Linked DNA regions of Homo sapiens: region 1 is linked to region 2. The links are chromatin loops, found by intact Hi-C in ENCODE. Cell type or tissue: GM12878. All regions are shown on one strand. Links, peaks and the distances in the headings refer to the core of each region. The heading gives the core; the rest is flanking DNA.

What was found. A loop is a pair of places that touch in the nucleus more often than their neighbours do. Peaks named below come from ENCODE experiments on the same cell type or tissue, not always from the same donor. Only the 100,000 strongest peaks of a DNase experiment are listed, where the experiment ranks them.
Region 1: it touches region 2 in a loop (4-fold over the local background); 2 of 110 quality-filtered maps call a loop at or near these places.

Annotation. Positions count from the first base shown.
Region 1 is chr3:155,490,513-155,500,621 of GRCh38, reverse strand. PLCH1 (phospholipase C eta 1) reads left to right here. Exons shown (of 23, transcript NM_014996.4): 15 at 3,205-3,302; 16 at 6,105-6,284; 17 at 6,374-6,481; 18 at 7,769-7,893; 19 at 9,754-9,838. Among named protein-coding and RNA genes, the nearest start is that of PLCH1-AS2, 9.8 kb to the right of the region's middle. RefSeq lists a silencer at 4,941-5,050. In GM12878, for the core only: no CTCF peak of the experiment used is centred there; a DNase peak (open chromatin) is centred at 4,991.
Region 2 is chr3:155,542,794-155,552,902 of GRCh38, reverse strand. It overlaps PLCH1 (phospholipase C eta 1), which reads left to right. Exons shown (of 23, transcript NM_014996.4): 10 at 2,945-3,116. Among named protein-coding and RNA genes, the nearest start is that of PLCH1-AS2, 62 kb to the right of the region's middle. In GM12878, for the core only: no CTCF peak of the experiment used is centred there; a DNase peak (open chromatin) is centred at 3,614.

The sequences.
Region 1 (10,109 bases), core at 763-8,762, 52 kb after region 2:
GTCTAGAGAATTGGATCACAAGGAAAGTATTCTGTGCTGTCGAACATGTGAAGAACAGCTGGATATGAAATGATAATTTATGTAGGGAACTCAGCTCTGTGCCTGGCACATAATGAGCTCTTTATAAATGTTAGCTGCAGCAGTTGTCAAGTAAAAGGTATCTTCAGAGAAGAGGGAGGGAGCACATGAACTAATACAAAGACCGTCACAAGAGACTAAAGAAGATGGATGCTAAGCCCATGTTAGGAGCCAGGAATCTGAAATCAGCCAGATTTCAAATTCTTGTTCCTCCAGTTACCAACTTTAACATGCGACAAGTTTGGCTCCTCATTGTATCTGTCTCTTAGAGTCATTGTAAGGATTAAAGGAATTAAACTAATTAGCCCTGTAAGCCCTGGCCTGATTAAATAAGTATTCAAAAAAAGTTCTTTTTTGTTTGTTTGTTTGCTTTATTGCCAGTAGTATTTATGATAAGTAACATGACCATATTTTCAGAATCCAAATCGTGACACATGATTCATTACAGGAGTTCCTGGCAGTTTATTTATACCATAACTTTCACAAAGAAATATAAATTATATATATTAGATAGATATGGATACATATACACACTTTTGCCTTTATTGAAAAATGAAATTATTTGAAATTAGAAGCATAGAAGCCCTGTAGGAATAAAACTTTAGTGTTCAATTAAACTTTATATTTGAGCTCCAACAGAATATGTATACATAAAATAGTAACTAATTAGAAGGGCAGAGGAGATGTGTGTGGTCCCTACTCTAGGGAACAGAAAATTGAATATATAGTTACAGTAAAGGATAAAGAGAAAATAATAGGATCACCTGCTGGGAGACTTCTGCTGTGACTGTTGTCATATGTAAGTTTGAGAAAGGCTTAACTCTGACACATATAGCCAGGGAAAAGGCAGTGTTTGAGGAAAGCTACAATAATCTTAATGTGTGCAAAGGAGACATCAATACAGTTATCACATGAAATCATTTTGCATGCTGCTTAGTGTCAACTATAGATTTTCCCATAATAGATATCAGGGCCTGAGCATCTATGATGATGTCCTTTTGGGACTTTAGTAACCTAATGCACCTCTAGGATGAGGAATAAAAAGAGTTAATTTTCTGTAGAATTTCTCCATATCACGGAATGTCTTAGAGTTTTACTTATAATTTCTAGGCATGACTTCACACCGATTTATAATCATTAGCCTTCACAAAATCAGATTTTCACCAGTGGCTATAGAATTTCCTAATTATATGGTAAAGAAGGAACATGCGTTCTTTTTTCTATTGATTTTTACCACAGTAAAGTTCTCAGCAGACCATCACATTCCCCTCACTTACCCACTTTTCTCCTATAGGGGAACATCTAACTATCGAAAAGAAACCTCACAAAAAGAAGATATACAAATGGCCAATAAACACATGAAAATGTGCTCAACATTGTTGGACATTAGGGAGATATAAATCAAAACTACAATGGAATACCTCTTCACACCCACTATGATACTTATAACCGAAAAGGCAGACAATAACACATGTTATTTCTGTTGCCTAGAGTACGGACCACATACATCTCCTCTGCCCTTCCTAATTAGTTACTATTTTATGTATAGATATTCTGTTGGAGCTTAAGTATAAAGTTTAATTGAACACTAAAGTTTAGGTTTGTTTTTGGTAGTTGTTTCCCATAAGAAAAAGTGTGTGTGTGAGGGGAATGTGATGGTCTGTGGAGGACTTGACTGCAGAAGAGAGTGGTGGTACAATTTGTAAGGTTGCAGAGGAGATCCTATGAGTGGTTTGTAGGAGAGAGAAAACTATTAAAATATCTAAGATAAAAACAGCACTAGATAAAGTAATGAATGTTTGTTTTAAGAAAGCTAGAGAATATAGAAAAAGTATAAAGAAGAAAGTAAACATCCTTTGTAATTACATCTCTCCAATAATCACTATGGAAATTTGGCATATTTCCCTTTAGGTGTATAATTCTTGTGGCCCGCTACCCACTATGCAGTGTTTCTGTTCCATTTTAGCCCTGGTCTCCTCCCTGCAAAGGCCATGTAGTTCCCTGATGAACTCTGGTGTTACTCCCTAACTGGGTCACAGTGGGAATCCAGCCTTCCACAGCAGAACTCACAAATGCATGAGAAGAGGCTGTGATTCCTGGCAGAGCAGTGAATAAAACCACATTACAATAGTCCCCACGTCATCATGAGAAATGACTGCAGTGGATGCCTGAAACCACAGATGGTAGTGAACCCTATATATATGTTGTTTTTCTCTTTCCTTATTAAGTCAAACATTTTCACCTTTTCACTTCAAGGAAGTGCTTTGCAGCATCTCTTTGGCATATCTGAATTGCCAGCATTACTACTCCCGCACTTTAGGGCCATTATTAAGTAAAATAAGAGTTACTTGAACATAAGCACTGCAAAACCTCCACTCCACAGTCAGTCACATAAGAAGATGTCTACCAGATGACACATACATCATGGATATGCTGGACAAAGGGATGACTCATGTCCAGAGTGGGACGGAGCAGGACCTCACAAGATTTCATCATGCTACTAAGAATGGCATACAATTTAAAACTCATGGCCAGGTGCTGTGGCTTGCGTCTGTAATCCTAGCATTTTGGGAGGCCAATGCAGGTGGATCACTTGAGGTCAGGAGTTTGAGACCAGCCTGGCCAACATGGTGAAACCCTTTCACTGCTAAAATTACAAAAAATTAGCTGGCGTGGTGGTGTGCACCTGTAGTCCCAGCTACTCGGGAGGCTGAGGCAGGAGAATCACTTGAACCTGGGAGGCAGAGGTTGCAGTGAACCAAGAATGCGCCACTGCACTGCAGCTTGGGCAACAGAGAGAGACTCTGTCTCAAAAAAAGAAAAAAAATCTCATGAATTGTTTATTTCTGAAATTTCCACTTAATATTTTTAGACCATGGTTAACTATGGGCAAATGAAACTCTGGAAAGGGAAAGTGAGGATAAGGGGGGACTACTGTAGTAGGATTTTGTGGTGGAAAGAGCACTGAACTAGGAAGCACACTTGGGTGCCAATCCTGGCTCCCTTAGGACCTGGGGCAGGTATTCCCTATTAAATCATTGTCTTAAATAAGGAAAGTGGGATAACCAAGAACCCAAACCTCTTTCAACTCCAAAATGTCATGCATCCTCTGTGGGTACTTCACAGATTGGGTCGCCGAAGGAAAACCATGAAGCTCTGCCGAGAACTCTCTGATTTGGTTGTGTACACAAACTCCGTGGCCGCTCAGGACATTGTGGATGACGGTAAGGATGGAGAGTTTTCTCATTCTGCTCTGAATAAACATTCTTGACCTTTCTTTTTCAATTGTTAATGAATTTTTGTTAATCCCATTATCAACACACATTTTTGGGACTATGTAGAAACCAATTTGAGTGTCAGGAAACTCACTGCTGCTATAGTGTTGAGTTCACATGGAGGGTTCTACTGATTACTGTGGTTGCCTGATTGACCAGAGGCCAGAGAAAGTTCCCACAGGGCCAAAGAGGACTTTATTACTATACAAAGACAAGTGCCTCAGGGCAAGATCTTCCTGCAACACTTGAACTGTGAAGTCCAGGCCCGGCTTGAGGACCAGGTCACAGATGGCCATTCCAAATGCGAATGACCAAAAGAAGAAATTAATTGGCTAAAATCACACCTTGAAAAGCCCTATATTTTCTCAATGAAAGTTTTGACTTGGGTGAAAATAGCTTAATCCAGATTGAAGTTTTAACAAAAAGAGCAGAAATCTCAGTAGCATTCTCTCCGTCACTGTTTTTTACCTATCAGTTGCCACACGGAGCTGAGAAATTCTAGTCACATCTATTCATATCCTTGGCTTTCCTGCTAGTTACTCTTGTCTCCTTTATCTTCTATTTCATTTAGTTACTGAATGCTTACAGAAAAAAAACCTACTGTCATGTGGCTTTTCATCTAATTTTAATTTTAGTGGAACCGAAATGTAAATCAGGACCTCCAAATTTCTCAACAAGTTTTAGTGAAGGGAAAACAACATTGTGTCCTCACAAACCTCCAGGATTCTTCCCTCCCATCTCCCCCTGCCCAGCCCCCACTCCACAAATGTATCTTTTTCTATTTGCAGAAAGATTTCTTCCCTTTGGCCTTGATTCCTTCTTCAAATGGTAACAATTATACAAGATTTAAATGAATTTCACATGTGAGAGCATGAGAACCTGTAGGATTCTCAGCAACTGAGCAACACACTCTTACAACAATTGCCCTTAGCTCAAAAATAAACTCAGGGAATGATTGCATTAAGTTAAAGGTATATTTGGTTTAGGGAATAAAAATTTCCAATAAATGGCTTGGAAAACATAATCCTATTAACTTAATGGAAATTAATCTTGAGTACTATTTAGCTCTGGAACTTCAGCTGTTTTTGTCTTTTTAATTTTTTTGCCAGCCACAAAATGAAAACTAGATAATGAATGCATGGCTTATCCTAATGTGATACAACTCAACTCTATTAATATACTAATTGATATGTGCCTAATTAGCAAGGTCGTATCAATGATATTGTGATGTGCATATTTATGTAGAGAGACAGACAAAACAGTAGTAGTGATTATAGTCCTATTCTATCTGAATTAGGCTTGTCAAAAAGATATTTTCTCCTATAATGTTTAAAACATCCCTCATCAAAATCTGCAATTAAGTTCAATATTAGTATGCTTGAGATATGTAAACTGTGTTAATAGGTTATGCCAATAAAAAATATATGAACATGTATCTTTAAGGAAAGGGTCTAAACTAGAAACATCATCACATTAAAAACTGTAATCCTCTCATTTCTTTGCCACAGTTTGTATTCCTGACTCTTCTAACTCGGGAGTATCATTGTCAGTTGGGCAGCATCTAACATCTAAGGGTGTACAACCCTGAGGACCACAGGGGCCCTGGGAAACTGTGTGTTAATAAACATGCAGAGTCTAGATATGACTCAGGCCCAGCTGGCAAAGCGAGACCATATACAGTTCAACTCTTTGGTTTCATGGACCACATCTCTCTGTCTGGGCTCAGACACACTCAGCTTATTAGGGCTGAATAAGAATGAGATTCTGGGTAACTTTGGGTCTTTTTATCTGGGCTGGTCTTTTCCAGCATGTTCAAATGACATATGGGCGGCCATTTTGGGGATAGGGTATGGGTTCTTGGTGAAGGAGTGGAAATAGCGGGGGCTTTGTAGATATGGTACAAAAGGTGGGATTGGAGACAAGAGTGGAATATTAAATGTTTGGAGCTTTACTCCATTATGACCCCCAAATTTGCAGCTTCTGTGAGTCTAGATTGACCCCTCCTGATGATTGTGCTGGCAGAAACTTTAGTACAGGCTTCATGTACTTTTACCTTCCTTTACTTTGTTCCATAGTTTATATGCGTGGCTAGGTGAATGTCTGTCTTTGTTCTTAAAACTTTTATTCCTTTATAATGCTTTTGACCTCTTTTTCTCCATTATTATTCCTTTCTCCCAAATAGGTTTTGACTTGTTCCATAGTTCTATTCAAAGCAACTTTAAAACTCAACTTTTTATTTTTATAATTGTTCATTTTCCTTTATTTTCTTGGATCCTGGATGTTACTAGTAATACATGTTTTACTTGTGTGCCTTTTAGATGAGTGCCTTCAATGAATGTCTTCCTGTTATCAGGAAGAAGCTATCTAGTTTTATTTATCCATGGTTGTCTATATATTTGGCAAATATATTCTGTTTAAGTTATTTTTTCTACCTGTTCTTTTCATGCTAGCCAGATAGGCATAAATTAGCGGTATGATTGAATTCTTAGGGAGAACAGGGGACCCAGAAATAGACAGCTACTTGAGCAAGACACACAGCTCTGATTTGGCCTCAAAATGGCAAAAGAACCCTATGAATGGAATGTTATGGGTCTTTTCTGTTGAGGAGCTGCCTCTACTCTGGTTGAATCCACTCTCTAGTGCTCTGCTTTTTGCTATTGGTATAATCTGACATTATTATAAAGTCTTCTGTGCGTGGTGTTTTCTTTGCTGTAGTTCTCACTTCCTTTTTTCTCGATTAAAAACTGCCAGGAACCACAGGAAATGTGTTATCATTCAGTGAAACAAGAGCACATCAGGTTGTTCAGCAAAAATCAGAGCAGTTCATGATTTATAATCAAAAGCAACTCACGAGGATTTACCCCTCTGCCTACCGCATTGATTCCAGTAACTTCAACCCTCTCCCCTACTGGAACGCAGGCTGCCAGCTAGGTGTGTATTCCTTGGGAAGGAGTGGTTCTCTGTATATTCTCACTATGCCACCATCTTGCCTAATTCTCTCCCACTTTCAACTTGCACAGTGGCACTGAATTATCAATCTGAAGGACGAATGATGCAGTTAAACCGAGCCAAATTCAAGGCAAATGGCAATTGTGGCTATGTCCTCAAACCCCAGCAAATGTGCAAAGGTGTGTATTAATTTCATAGTCATAAATGCAGGTGTGTGTTAATTTCATAGTCTAAATGCAGGCAACCTTTATTAAGGAAGCTGTTTAGAAAGTGTGATACCCCAGAGTTTTTCAACTTTTTTTTTTCAAAAAGATAGGTTAAGGTGTTTGAATGTGAATTAGAATTCTTGTCACCACTACTTAATATTTGGTTAGCCGTGATGTTTAGAATGTTATCTTGAGAGGTCGTGTGTGAAAGAGGGACATGGATAGCATTGGGTTATCACTTGAAATCCAGTGCCCCATATAAGCTGGACTGCTTTTTAAGGTCTGAGCCCAATCTTTCAGAAACTATCTTAAGTAATGTGAGTCTGTGACCTGCTGGGAAGCTTCAATTCCACCTGAAACAATTTTATCAAGCCCTTTTACTCAGTGTAGTCCAATTACAAAACAGTGCTAACAAAAGAGAAAGGATAGGCTGGGCATGGGGGCTGACGCCTGTAATTCCAGCACTTTGTGAGGTCAAGGTGGGCGGATCACCTGAGGTCAGGAGTTTGAGACCAGCCTGGCCAACATGGTAAAACGCCGTCTCTACTGAAAATCAGAATTAGCTGGGCATAGTGGTGCGTGCCTGTAGTCCCAGCTACTTGGGAAGTTGAGGTAGGAGAATCGCTGGAACCCAGGAGGCAGAGGTTGCAGTGAGCCAAGATCACACCACTGCACTCCAGCCTGGGTGACAGAGTGAGACTCCATCTCAAAAGAAACAAAACAAAGCAAAAAAAGGATAATGTGTTAGATCAAACAACACTTTCTTTTGGTTCTGCTCATTAAAATTATTTTTAAAATTTCCAAATTACATATATAACAATTCAGATAAAAAAGTTGTTGACAGGATTATCTTCAAGATTTTACACTTTGCACATTTTCTTGCTCTGCTGTTTACTTAATTTCAAGTCTTCTTTCTGTTTGTTATATTCACTCATGCCTGAGATAGTTTAGGTTAGAAAATTATTTGAATCTGACATAATTGTTCTTCTTTTTACACTGTTGGTGTTCAAATAAAATGCTTCTCTTCCTTCATTCCACAGTTGATCATTGCATTGCAAACACTTGCTTTAAGTTGGCCCACTCCACTGGCCTTTGGCAACATGGTTTCTAATGAAAACCACAGCTATGCCACACTGATAGTTATGTGATCATGTAATTCAGCATTTGTTTTTGTTTGTTTGTTTCTTTGTTTACAAGCTTAAGCTGTGCATGCGTGTGTGTTTCTTCTTATGTTACCAACTTATACTTTACTTGGCCTAGGTACTTTCAACCCTTTCTCTGGTGACCCTCTTCCTGCCAACCCCAAAAAGCAGCTCATCCTGAAAGTTATCAGTGGACAGCAACTCCCCAAACCTCCAGACTCCATGTTTGGAGATCGAGGCGAGGTAAGTTGCCTATGACTACGTGTCTAAGTGGTTAATTATGTGATTATCTTAGTGCATTTACATTTTATCCGAAATGTCTTCAGAGATGTATGTGTGTTCATAACTGAGCACTGACCTCAGCTTATCAGACATTAACTGATTTATTGGTAAGTCACACAGTTCTTGCTGTACTGCTGTCCATCATCTATTTTGAAGGCATAAGAGCACACAATTGAATTCACAATTTAAGGTTGACACTAGCATTGCTAAAATTGGAGTGCAAAGACAATTATATTATTAACAGAACAACACCTAAGAGTATATCTTAACCTAGAAAGGCAATGTTCCGTTAATAATATAACCTCACATTCCTGTCCTCCTGCAATGCTCCTCCCTGCTGCACATCAGCCACCTGCTCCTTGGCCATGTGCTGATTCTTATTATCATCTGCTGTACCTGTGTCGCGTGATTTTAAAATGTCTTCATCTGCGGCCACAGTCTTTTTTCTTTCCAGAGCTCTTAGCCCATTGTTTCCATTATACCTTCTTGGCTTCTGTTTTCTCGCTATATAGCAGCTTCTCCTATGCTCATGCCCTTCCTCTCAGAGCTGATCCATTACTTCAGGTTCTTTGTCACTCCCGCCTATTAAACCATCATTTTTGGATCTTAAGGAAGGAAATCACAGAGCTCTACAATTTGGTACCGCCATAAATGCTTTAAGAAGTCTACTTTCTCTGCTTTAGACTTTCTTAGGTCAGCTCTTTCTAGATTCTTTGGGTTTTATTCCTTCATTGTTCGTCGCCCAGAACTGGTACCAGAAAGGAGAGTCTACAGATGACCAACAATACAAGATATTTCCCCCTAGAGGAGAGGATGGGAATTAAAGTATAAGAATCAAACATGCATAGCTTGATTAATTATTATGCCACCCAGATCAAGGCAGAGTATATCCAGAATCCCTAGAAGGCTCCTGTCCACCTTCCCAGTCAATATCTACCCTCCCCACTGCCTCTCATAGCAAACACCAACCCCTATCACAGCAGACAAATTTTGTCTATTCCTAAACTTTATATAAATGGACTCTTAGAGTAGGTACTCTTTTATGTCTGGCTTGCTCAACGTTATGTTATATAGGAGAACTTTATTCTTTTCTCATTGTTGAGAGTATTCATTGAACACATACTTCTGACCAGGCACGGTGGCTCACATTTATAATCCCAGCACTTTGAGAGGCTGAGGTGGGCAGATTGCCTGAGCTCAGGAGTTTGAGACCAGCCTGGACAACATGGCAAAACCCCATCTCTACAAAAATTACCAAAATTAGCCAGGTGTGGTGCACAATCCTATAGTCCCAGCTACTCGGGAGGCTGAGGTGGGAGGATGGCTTAAACCTGGGAGGTGGAGGCTGCCATGAGCTAAGATCATGCCACTGCACTCCGACCTGAGCTACAGAGTAAGACCCTATCTCAAAAAACAAAATAACAAAAAACAAAAAACGTATATTCCACAATTATCCATCCTACTCATGATAGAAATTTAGGTTGTTTCCAGTGTTTGACTATTATAGATACAGCTGCTCTCAGCATTTGTGCATGGGCAAAACATCTCAGTTCTGTTTGGTATTTGCCCTGAACTAAAGTTGTAGGTTCAGTGGGTAAAGTTGTTGGCGTTAATAAATACTAGCAAACAGTAATTTAATATTTTTTATACTTGTCTCATATATCTGAATCCACCACACCTAGTACCATTTCTTTTTCTTACTAAGCACCTTGTAAAATCAGTTGCTGTCGAAATGTAGACATTTTGGCCAATATTCTCAGATTAATTAACATATGTATAGAAATATGTTATTTGTAATAGTACTTTCTCTTTACTTAATAGATCATTGACCCTTTTGTTGAAGTTGAAATTATTGGATTGCCAGTAGATTGTTGTAAAGATCAAACCCGTGTGGTAGATGACAATGGTAAGATGGTAATCTGTGTTCACTTTTTAATGAAGATGGTCTAGAAATAGAATTTACACTAAAAAAAGTGTCTATGTAGAAGAGCAAGAAATCTCTAAAATCCGTAACTCCCATCTGAGTTTATGTTAAAAGCTTTTCAACACATAAAACTAAGTAACTGTGGAATTGATGCGTGGCTTATTTTTATGGTATTGTAATCTAGGCTCTCTAGACTTTTGCTTTTAAAGGAAATTTTTTTTCTAGTAAAAAGAGTAAATGATATTTTAAAGAA
Region 2 (10,109 bases), core at 614-8,613:
CTAGACTCAACCAATTCTTGGCAATTCTACTTCCCAAGTTATCTTTTGACTCCATTGCCTCCTGTTCATTTTTATTTCCCCTTTGGTTCATCCTCAACACTGGTGCTATAATTTTCTTTCTGAAATATGAGCATGGTGATTCAATTCTTGTCTTAAAGCCTGTCAGAAGCTCTCTCAATACACAGGCATGTCTTCATATCCCTTAAGGTCTGGCATCTCCCTTGTCTTCCACTATCATCTTCCACCATTATTCCACAGAGATTTAGGATTCTGCCTTCAATGACTGTCTTTCAGCTTCCCTATTGAGCCTGGCTCTTTCTCAACTCCCCACTCTTACGTATGCTGTTCTCTCTGCCTGGAACAACCTTCCCCGTTAGTCTATCTGATTAATTGTTGCTTATTCTACAAGGCCGTTTAAGTATTGTCCCTCCAACAAGTTACTAATACCACCAGCTGATTTAAATCTTCTTTTTCTCCATATTTTCTCTGTATTTAGCACCCTGCACATATTTCTGTCATATCATATAGCACCCTCTTGCAATTGGTTGGTTACTTGCCTTCTTTTACATCTGTAAGACTGTGAACTCACTGAAAATATGAGCAATCTCTTATTATTTTGTATTCATTTTTGTTGCCTAGCAGGTACCTTCAGTATACCAGCTATTCAAGAAAGGATTTTTGAATTAAAGGAAACAAATTAAAATTACAATTGTGTAAAATTAATTTTTTAGAAGTTAGTAGCCTTTAAAATTTCCAATATTTGGTCTTCTCATTAATTAAACATGAGGTTAAAAATGCTTTTCTAATAAGACACACTTGCTGTATAGCAGATTTAGTTTATGATGCCTCCCACGTGGAAGAATCTTGAACACTGCATTCTAATGGGTCTTTACAACCCTGATTTCTACAGGTCCTAGCCAAATGGGTGAAGTAATTTTGCCTTTATTTCCCAATGTATGAAGTAGGGTGTTGAGAAGGCCTGCCACCTATGTATCTTGGAAGATCCTCTGGTGATTTGACAATTTACTTCAAGTTTGGGAACTCTTAGAAGAAAAGCACTTCAAATTAAAAGAGTTAATAAACTTGTTTAGTACATTTTAAAAGTTCAGCCTTTTCCTCTCCTTTCTTAACTTTGGTTGCATCTTTATATCAGGGTTTCTCAACCTTGGCACTAATGACATTGTGTACTGATAATTTTTTTTTTTTTTTTTTTTTTTTGGTAGAGAGCTGTCCTGTGCAGCGTAGGGTGGAAAGCAACATCCTCAGCTTCTATTCATTATGTGCCAATAGCACCCCTGAAGTGTGACCACCAAAAATGTCTTCAGATATTGACAAGCGTCTCCTGTACTGGGGGGAATAATTGCCTCGTTCCCTGTTGAGAAGCACAGCTTTACACTAAACATCATCAAGCACTAATTAGGCTTTTTTTTTTTTTTTTTTTTTTTTTTTTTTTTTTTTCTGAGGCAGCCTTGCTCTGTCGCCCATGCTGGAGTGCAGTGGCATGATCTCAGCTCACTGCAACCTCCGCCTCCTGGGTTCAAGCGATTCTCTTGCCTCAGCCTCCTGAGTATCTGGGATTACCGGCACGTGCCACAATGCCTGGCTAATTTTTGTATTTTTAGTAGAGACAGTGTTTCACTATATTGCCCAGGCTGGTCTCGAACTCCTGGCCTCAAGTGATCTGCCTGCTTCGGCCTCCCAAAGTGCTGGGATTACAGGCATGAGCCACCACTCCCTGCCACTAATAGATTTTTTGTAAATGAATTGACAATGTGAAAATTCCTTGTTAAAACTCCCTGATGTGACTGCAGGACAACTCAGGGTTGTCAGTTTGTTGTTGCTGTTGCTTTTCCCTCTTCTAGCACTTTAGGGTAAAACCTATGTGAAGAAATGAATAGCAAACAGATTGTAGTCGAGTAAGGAAACCTACCTCAGCCACAAAGGCTCATCTGTAAGATGGCCCACAGCATCAGGTTTTACTAATGAGGAGAGAAGGTAGGTCTGGCGGTCATAGCCCGTATTGTGGAACTTGTGCTTGTCATGAAAGCCTGGAAAAAGTTTTTCTGCACATTGATATATTAGGTGATTTAAATATTGGTATATGTTGATATATTAGGTGATTTAAATATATTGCCTATTATGTCTGAAGACATGTAACGGAAAACTAGAAAAAAGTCAATGAACCTGAATTTGAAATAATTTCTTATTCTGAGGAAAAAATAAGGTTGAGAGAGGAGTAAAATCATGTAATCAGCCCTGATCTCCTTTCTGCCTTAGCCACCAACTCCTTTAGGTAATTATTTACATGGATCTCATGTTTTCTGTGCAGAAACCTGAGTGCTGGTGTAGAATGAATGCTTGGCTGGTTTTTATTTTTATTTTTTGACAAAGACTAGTATATAATTCTATCAAAGTGATTTTGAAATGTGCGACGTAGGATGCTATAAAACACAGAATTCCCTTATGTTATTTTATCCTCAATCATAATTTTCAAGGTGGGGGTTAATTATATATTTTAGAGTCAATAGCTTCATTTAATGACATTCAGTGGTCTCTTAGAAGCTGTTAGACTTTTGAATAAATAAGACAAAATTACATTATATGAGTTTACTTTCTTTAGACTTCTCATCTCTTTTAAAATTTTCTCTTCTTTTAAAAGAAACATAATATATCTACCATTGTTTCCTGATGCAAAATATTAGAAAAGCCATCCCATGTGGATTGGTATTTTGTTCATCCATTATGCTTAGCAAAGTATATTTGCTCAGAGGAATTTTTTAAATGCATTTCTAATCTTTCTCATTTTAGAAGCATTTTAACCATCATCAGTATCGCAAATACTGTCACTAGGATTGTAACAACACAGTGAATACTGAATCATTTTCAAAAGTCCCTGTGAGTTGCCTGCACCTGACGCCTCTGGACTGTGTTGCTCTTTTCTCAGGTTTCCTGTTATATTGTCTATCGAGAATCACTGCAGTATCCAGCAGCAAAGGAAGATTGCTCAGTACCTGAAAGGAATATTCGGAGACAAACTGGACCTGTCATCTGTTGATACAGGGGAGTGCAAGCAGCTTCCAAGCCCTCAAAGTTTGAAAGGCAAAATTCTAGTGAAGGTAATTACTTCAAGTAATGCAATAAAAGACATTCATTATCAGCTAAGCCTGCCCTCCCTTAAAGAATAAAAATGGGTTTCAAGGGAGAATAATAATTAGAATCAATATATGAAGGATTGTCTAGATCTATGTATGCGCCTTATTCCAATTTTTTTATAGTCGTGTCTTCAGAAGAAGCTTATTGTTGAGTGAGCACATATTCTGAGATTTGTACTTATGAAGTGGAAACATCAATACTGTAAGCCAAATGTTTGATATTTTAGTCTGTAATAGTTCACACTAGAGAGAAATGTGTGTGTAGGAGCGTGAGGTTCAGGAAAGGAGAAGGCTCCTTGTATCCATATCTGAAAGCAGTTCTTTCAGACTTTTTCTCCCATTTCAAGCTCCAATAACTGTCTGTCAAAAAAACCAAAAAAAACAAAAAGCTTCATGGTTGATCAGTCTTGGTTATGCAAGTGAGAAGAGCTCACTTCAAAGAGGAACACAGGCACAGACATAATAATGCCCCACAGGACTCATGTACGTGTGAAAGAGCAGTAGGTGAACAGAATGACATTTCATAAACAGATTTTCTGAGAGAGGAAGCTTACTACAATAAATATTATTCATGCAAAGAATAGCCAGAAAGACAGTTCTTTCAGTTTTCAGATCACTGACTTTGTGGTTTTACTTATTTCCAGTGAATTTTGTGTGTTTGTACTAAAACCACCTTGGGTGGCCACATCATTTTGTGATTAAAAATGTAAAGGAAAGCAATAGGGTATTAAAATTCAAACTGGGTTATATTTTACTTAAAAGAGGTGTGTATGAAAAAACAAATATATAGGAGGAGCAGGAAAGTCAAGGAGGCAATGTAATTTCATGGCAGGACTTCAACTGGGGCTTTAAGGGAGAGCAGCACATGGAAAAGATGGAACATATTCATTCTTAGAATTGGTCAAAACCTGTTTTCTACCAATTAAATAAAATTATAGATTCTGAATACATCAAAAAGGTGTTGCTAGGCATTTATATGCATAAAGGTATTTTGAATAAAAGCTCCACATAATGCAAGAGATAACATGAAGGCCAATTTGCCCAAGTCTTGCTAAAGCAAACTTTTATAGTAAAAATTGATTTGTGGGTTAGAAAATGAAATGTCATCTTTATAACCTTGTAAATGTTTCTACTTCCTAAATATTCTTTAGTCAGCAGTCAGGATGTTAAATGCAGAATAAATTCATTTGATTGAAATCTTTCTCCTTTGGACAGTGGAACTCACAGTGGATATTTAATGTGGACTAATTGAGTCTCCTTTGCATAACTGGGCTTTGAGTTATTTGACACAGAATATCCCAGGGCTTATGGCATCAGGATGAATCAGAGGCAGAAAGTCTGAGGCACTCATGGGAAAGGGTGGCAACAATGTGAACTGCAAGTATTTCAAGAGCATCTGAGATCCATTTGCTAGTAGTAATGTTGTTTAGACATTAAGGAGCTGCCTGGATCTGCGGACCAGCGCAACCCCATTTAAAGCAAAAACAAGGCAACTGATTTATTGTGTTCCTTTACTATCAGAGCAATCTCTGATTGAAAAGGCAGGATGTCTATGACTACTTACCACTTTGGAGATTGACAAGTTGTTTATTATTACAACTGTTACACACATATGTTCCAATCATGCATGCATACACATTTATATATGTGTAAATTTTCTGATAAAATACAGGCAAAGTTCATTTTTTAAATTTATTTTTATTTTATTATTATTATACTTTAAGTTTTAGGGTATATGTCCACAATGTGCAGGTTAGTTACATATGTATACATGTGCCATGCTGGTGTGCTGCACCCATTAACTCGTCATTTAGCATTAGGTATATCTCCTAAAGCTATCCCTCCCCCCTCCCCCCACCCCACAACAGTCCCCAGAGTGTGATGTCCCCTTCCTGTGTCCATGTGTTCTCGTTGTTCAATTCCCACCTATGAGTGAGAATATGCGGTGTTTGGTTTTTTGTTCTTGCGATAGTTTACTGAGAATGATGATTTCCAATTTCATCCATGTCCCTACAAAGGACATGAACTCATCATTTTTTATGGCTGCATAGTATTCTATGTTGTATATGTGCCACATTTTCTTAATCCAGTCTATCATTCTTGGACATTTGAGTTGGTTCCAAGCCTTTGCTATTGTGAATAATGCCACAGTAAACATACATGTGCATGTGTCTTTATAGCAGCATGATTTATAGTCGTTTGGGTATATACCCAGTAATGGGATTGGTGGGTCAAATGGTATTTCTAGTTATAGATCCCTGAGGAATCGCCACACTGACTTCCACAATGGTTGAACTAGTTTACAGTCCCACCAACAGTGTAAAAGTGTTCCTATTTCTCCACATCCTCTCCAGCACCTGTTGTTTCCTGACTTTTTAATGATTGCCATTCTAACTGGTGTGAGATGGTATCTCACTGTGGTTTTGATTTGCATTTCTCTGATGGCTAGTGATGGTGAGCATTTTTTCATGTGTTTTTTGGCTGCATAAATGTCTTCTTTTGAGAAGTGTCTGTTCATGTCCTTCACCCACTTTTTGATGGGGTTGTTTGTTTTTTTCTTGTAAATTTGTTTGAGTTCATTGTAGATTCTGGATATTAGCCCTTTGTCAGATGAGTAGGTTGCAAAACTTTTCTCCCATTTTGTAGGTTGCCTGTTCACTCTGATGGTAGTTTCTTTTGCTGTGCAGAAGCTCTTTAGTTTAATTAGATCCCATTTGTCAATTTTGGCTTTTGTTGCCACTGCTTTTGGTGTTTTAGACATGAAGTCCTTGCCCATGCCTATGTCCTGAATGGTAATGCCTAGGTTTTCTTCTAGGGTTTTTATGGTTTTAGGTCTAACGTTTAAGTCTTTAATCCATCTTGAATTGATTTTTGTATAAGGTGTAAGGAAGGGATCCAGTTTCAGCTTTCTTCATATGGCTAGCCAGTTTTCCCAGCACCATTTATTAAATAGGGAATCCTTTCCCCATTGCTTGTTTTTCTCAGGTTTGTCAAAGATCAGATAGTTGTAGACATGGGGCGTTATTTCTGAGGGCTCTGTTCTGTTCCATTGATCTATATCTCTGTTTTGGTACCAGTACCATGCTGTTTTGGTTACTGTAGCCTTGTAGTATAGTTTGAAGTCAGGCAGCGTGATGCCTCCAGCCTTGTTCTTTTGGCTTAGGATTGACTTGGCGTTGCAGGCTCTTTTTTGGTTCCATATGAACTTTAAAGTAGTTTTTTCCAATTCTGTGAAGAAAGTCATTGGTAGCTTGATGGGGATGGCATTGAATCTATAAATTACCTTGGGCAGTATGGCCATTTTTATGATATTGATTCTTCCTACCCATGAGCATGGAATGTTCTTCCATTTGTTTGTATCCTCTTTAATTTCCTTGAGCAGTGGTTTGTAGTTCTTCTTGAAGAGGTCTTTCATGTCCCTTGTAAGTTGGATTCCTAGGTATTTTATTCTCTTTGAAGCAATTGTGAATGGGAGGTCACTCATGATTTGGCTCTCTGTTTGTCTGTTATTGGTGTATAGGAATGCTTGTGATTTTTGTACATTGATTTTGTATCCTGAGACTTTGCTGAAGTTGCTTATCAGCTTAAGGAGATTTTGGGCTGAGACAATGGGGTTTTCTAGATATACAAACATGTCATCTGCAAACAGGGACCATTTGACTTCCTCTTTTCCTAATTGAATACCCTTTATTTCCTTCTTCTGCCTAATTGCCCTGGCCAGAACTTCCAACACTATGTTGAATAGGAGTGGTGAGAGAGGGCATCCCTGTCTTGTGCCAGTTTTCAAAGGGAATGCTTCCAGTTTTTGCCCATTCAGTATGATATTGGCTGTGGGTTTGTCATAGATAGCTGTTATTATTTTGAGATATGTCCCATCAATACCTACTTTATTGAGAGTTTTTAGCATGAAGCTTGTTGAATTTTGTCAAAGGCCTTTTCTGCATCTATTGAGATAATCATGTGGTTTTTGTCTTTGGTTCTGTTTATATGCTGGATTACATTTATTGATTTGCATATATTGAACCAGCCTTGCATCCCAGGGATGAAGCCCACTTGATCATGGTGGATAAGCTTTTTGATGTGCTGCTGGATTCGGTTTGCCAGTATTTTATTGAGAATTTTTGCATTGATGTTCATCAAGGATATTGGTCTAAAATTCTCTTTTTTGGTTTTGTCTCTGCCCGGCTTTGGTATCAGGATGATGCTGGCCTCATAAAATGAGTTAGGGAGGATTCCCTCTTTTTCTATTGATTGGAATAGTTTCAGAAGGAATGGTACCAGTTCCTCCTTGTACCTCTGGTAGAATTCGGCTTTGAATCCATCTGGTCCTGGACTCTTTTTGGTTGGTAAGCTATTGATTATTGACACAATTTCAGAGCCTGTTATTGGTCTATTCAGAGAGTCAACTTCTTCCTGGTTTAGTCTTGGGAGGGTGTATGTGTCGAGGAATTTATCCATTTCTTCTAGATTTTCTAGTTTATTTGCGTAGAGGTGTTTGTAGTATTCTCTGATGGTAGTTTGTATTTCTGTGGGATCAGTGGTGATATCCCCTTTATCATTTTTTATTGCGTCTATTTGATTCTTCTCTCTTTTCTTCTTTATTAGTCTTGCTAGCGGTCTATCAATTTTGTTGATCTTTTCAAAAAACCAGCTCCTGGATTCATTAATTTTTTGAAGGGTTTTTTGTGTCTCTATTTCCTTCAGTTCTGCTCTGATTTTAGTTATTTCTTGCCTTCTGCTAGCTTTTGAATGTGTTTGCTCTTGCTTTTCTAGTTCTTTTAATTGTGATGTTAGGGTGTCAATTTTGGATCTTTCCTGCTTTCTCTTATGGGCATTTAGTGCTATAAATTTCCCTCTACACACTGCTTTGAATGTGTCCCAGAGATTCTGGTATGTTGTGTCTTTATTCTCGTTGGTTTCAAAGAACATCTTTATTTCTGCCTTCATTTCGTTATGTACCCAGTAGTCATTCAGGAGCAGGTTGTTCAGTTTCCATGTAGTTGAGTGGTTTTGAGTGAGTTTCTTAATCCTGAGTTCTAGTTTGATTGCACTGTGGTCTGAGAGACAGTTTGTTATAATTTCTGATCTTTTACATTTGCTGAGGAGAGCTTTACTTCCAAGTATGTGGTCAATTTTGGAATAGGTGTGGTGTGGTGCTGAAAAAAATTTATATTCTGTTGATTTGAGGTGGAGAGTTCTGTAGATGTCTATTAGGTCCGCTTGGTGCAGAGCTGACTTCAATTCCTGGATATCCTTGTTAACTTTCTGTCTCGTTGATCTGTCTAATGTTGACAGTGGGGTGTTAAAGTCTCCCAATGTTAATGTGTGGGAGTCTAAGTCTCTTTGTAGGTCACTCAGGACTTGCTTTATGAATCTGGGTGCTCCTGTATTGGGTGCATATATATTTAGGATAGTTAGCTCTTCTTGTTGAATTGGTCCCTTTACCATTATGTAATGGCCTTCTTTGTCTCTTTTGATCTTTGTTGGTTTAAAATCTGTTTTATCAGAGACTAGGATTGCAACCTCTGCCTTTTTTTGTTTTCCATTTGCTTGGTAGATCTTCCTCCAACCTTTTATTTTGAGCCTATGTGTGTGTCTGCACGTGAGATGGGTTTCCTGAATACAGCACACTGATGGGTCTTGACTGTTTATCCAATTTGCCAGTCTGTGTCTTTTAATTGGAGCATTTAGTCCATTTAATTTAAAGTTAATATTGTTATGTGTGAATTTGATCCTGTCATTATGATGTTAGCTGGTTATTTGCTCGTTAGTTGATGCAGTTTCTTCCTAGCCTCGATGGTCTTTACAATTTGGCATGATTTTGCAGTGGCTGGTACTGGTTGTTCCTTTCCATGTTTAGCGCTTCCTTCAGGAGCTCTTTTAGGGCAGGCCTGGTGGTGACAAAATCTCTCAGCATTTGCTTGTCTGTAAAGTATTTTATTTCTCCTTCACTTATGAAGCTTAGTTTGGCTGGATATGAAATTCTGGGTTGAAAATTCTTTTCTTTAAGAATGTTGAATATTGGCCCCCACTCTCTTCTGGCTTGTAGAGTTTCTGCCGAGAGATCCGCTGTTAGTCTGATGGGCTTCCCTTTGTGGGTAACCCGACCTTTCTCTCTGGCTGCCCTTAACATTTTTTCCGTCATTTCAACTTTGGTGAATCTGACAATTATGTGTCTTGTAGTTGCTTTTCTCGAGGAGTATCTTTATGGCGTTCTCTGTATTTCCTGAATCTGAATGTTGGCCTGCCTTGCTAGACTGGGGAAGTTCTCCTGGATAATATCCTGCAGAGTGTTTTCCAACTTGGTTCCATTCTCCCCGTCACTTTCAGGTACACCAATCAGACGTAGATTTGGTCTTTTCACATAGTCCCATATTTCTTGGAGGCTTTGTTCATTTCTTTTTATTCTTTTTCCTCTAAACTTCCCTTCTCGCTTCATTTCATTCATTTCATCTTCTGTCACTGATACCCTTTCTTCAAATTGATTGCATCGGCTCCTGAGGCTTCTGCATTCTTCATGTAGTTCTTGAGCCTTGGCTTTCAGCTCCATCGGCTCCTTTAAGTACTTCTCTGTATTGGTTCTTCTAGTTATACATTCGTCTAAATTTTTTTCAAAGTTTTCAACTTCTTTGCCTTTGGTTTGAATTTCCTCCTGTAGCTTGGAGTAGTTTGATCATCTGAAGCCTTGTTCTCTCAACTCGGCAAAGTCATTGTCCATCCAGCTTTGTTCCGTTGCTGGTGAGGAGCTGCGTTCCTTTGGAGGAGGAAAGGTGCTCTGCTTTTTAGAGTTTCCAGTTTTTCTGCTCTGTTTTTTCCCCATCTTTGTGGTTTTATCTACTTTTGGTCTTTGATGATGGTGATGTACAGATGGGTTTTTGGTGTGGATGTCCTTTCTGTTTGTTAGTTTTCCTTCTAACAGACAGGACCCTCAGCTGCAGGTCTGTTGGAGTTTGCTAG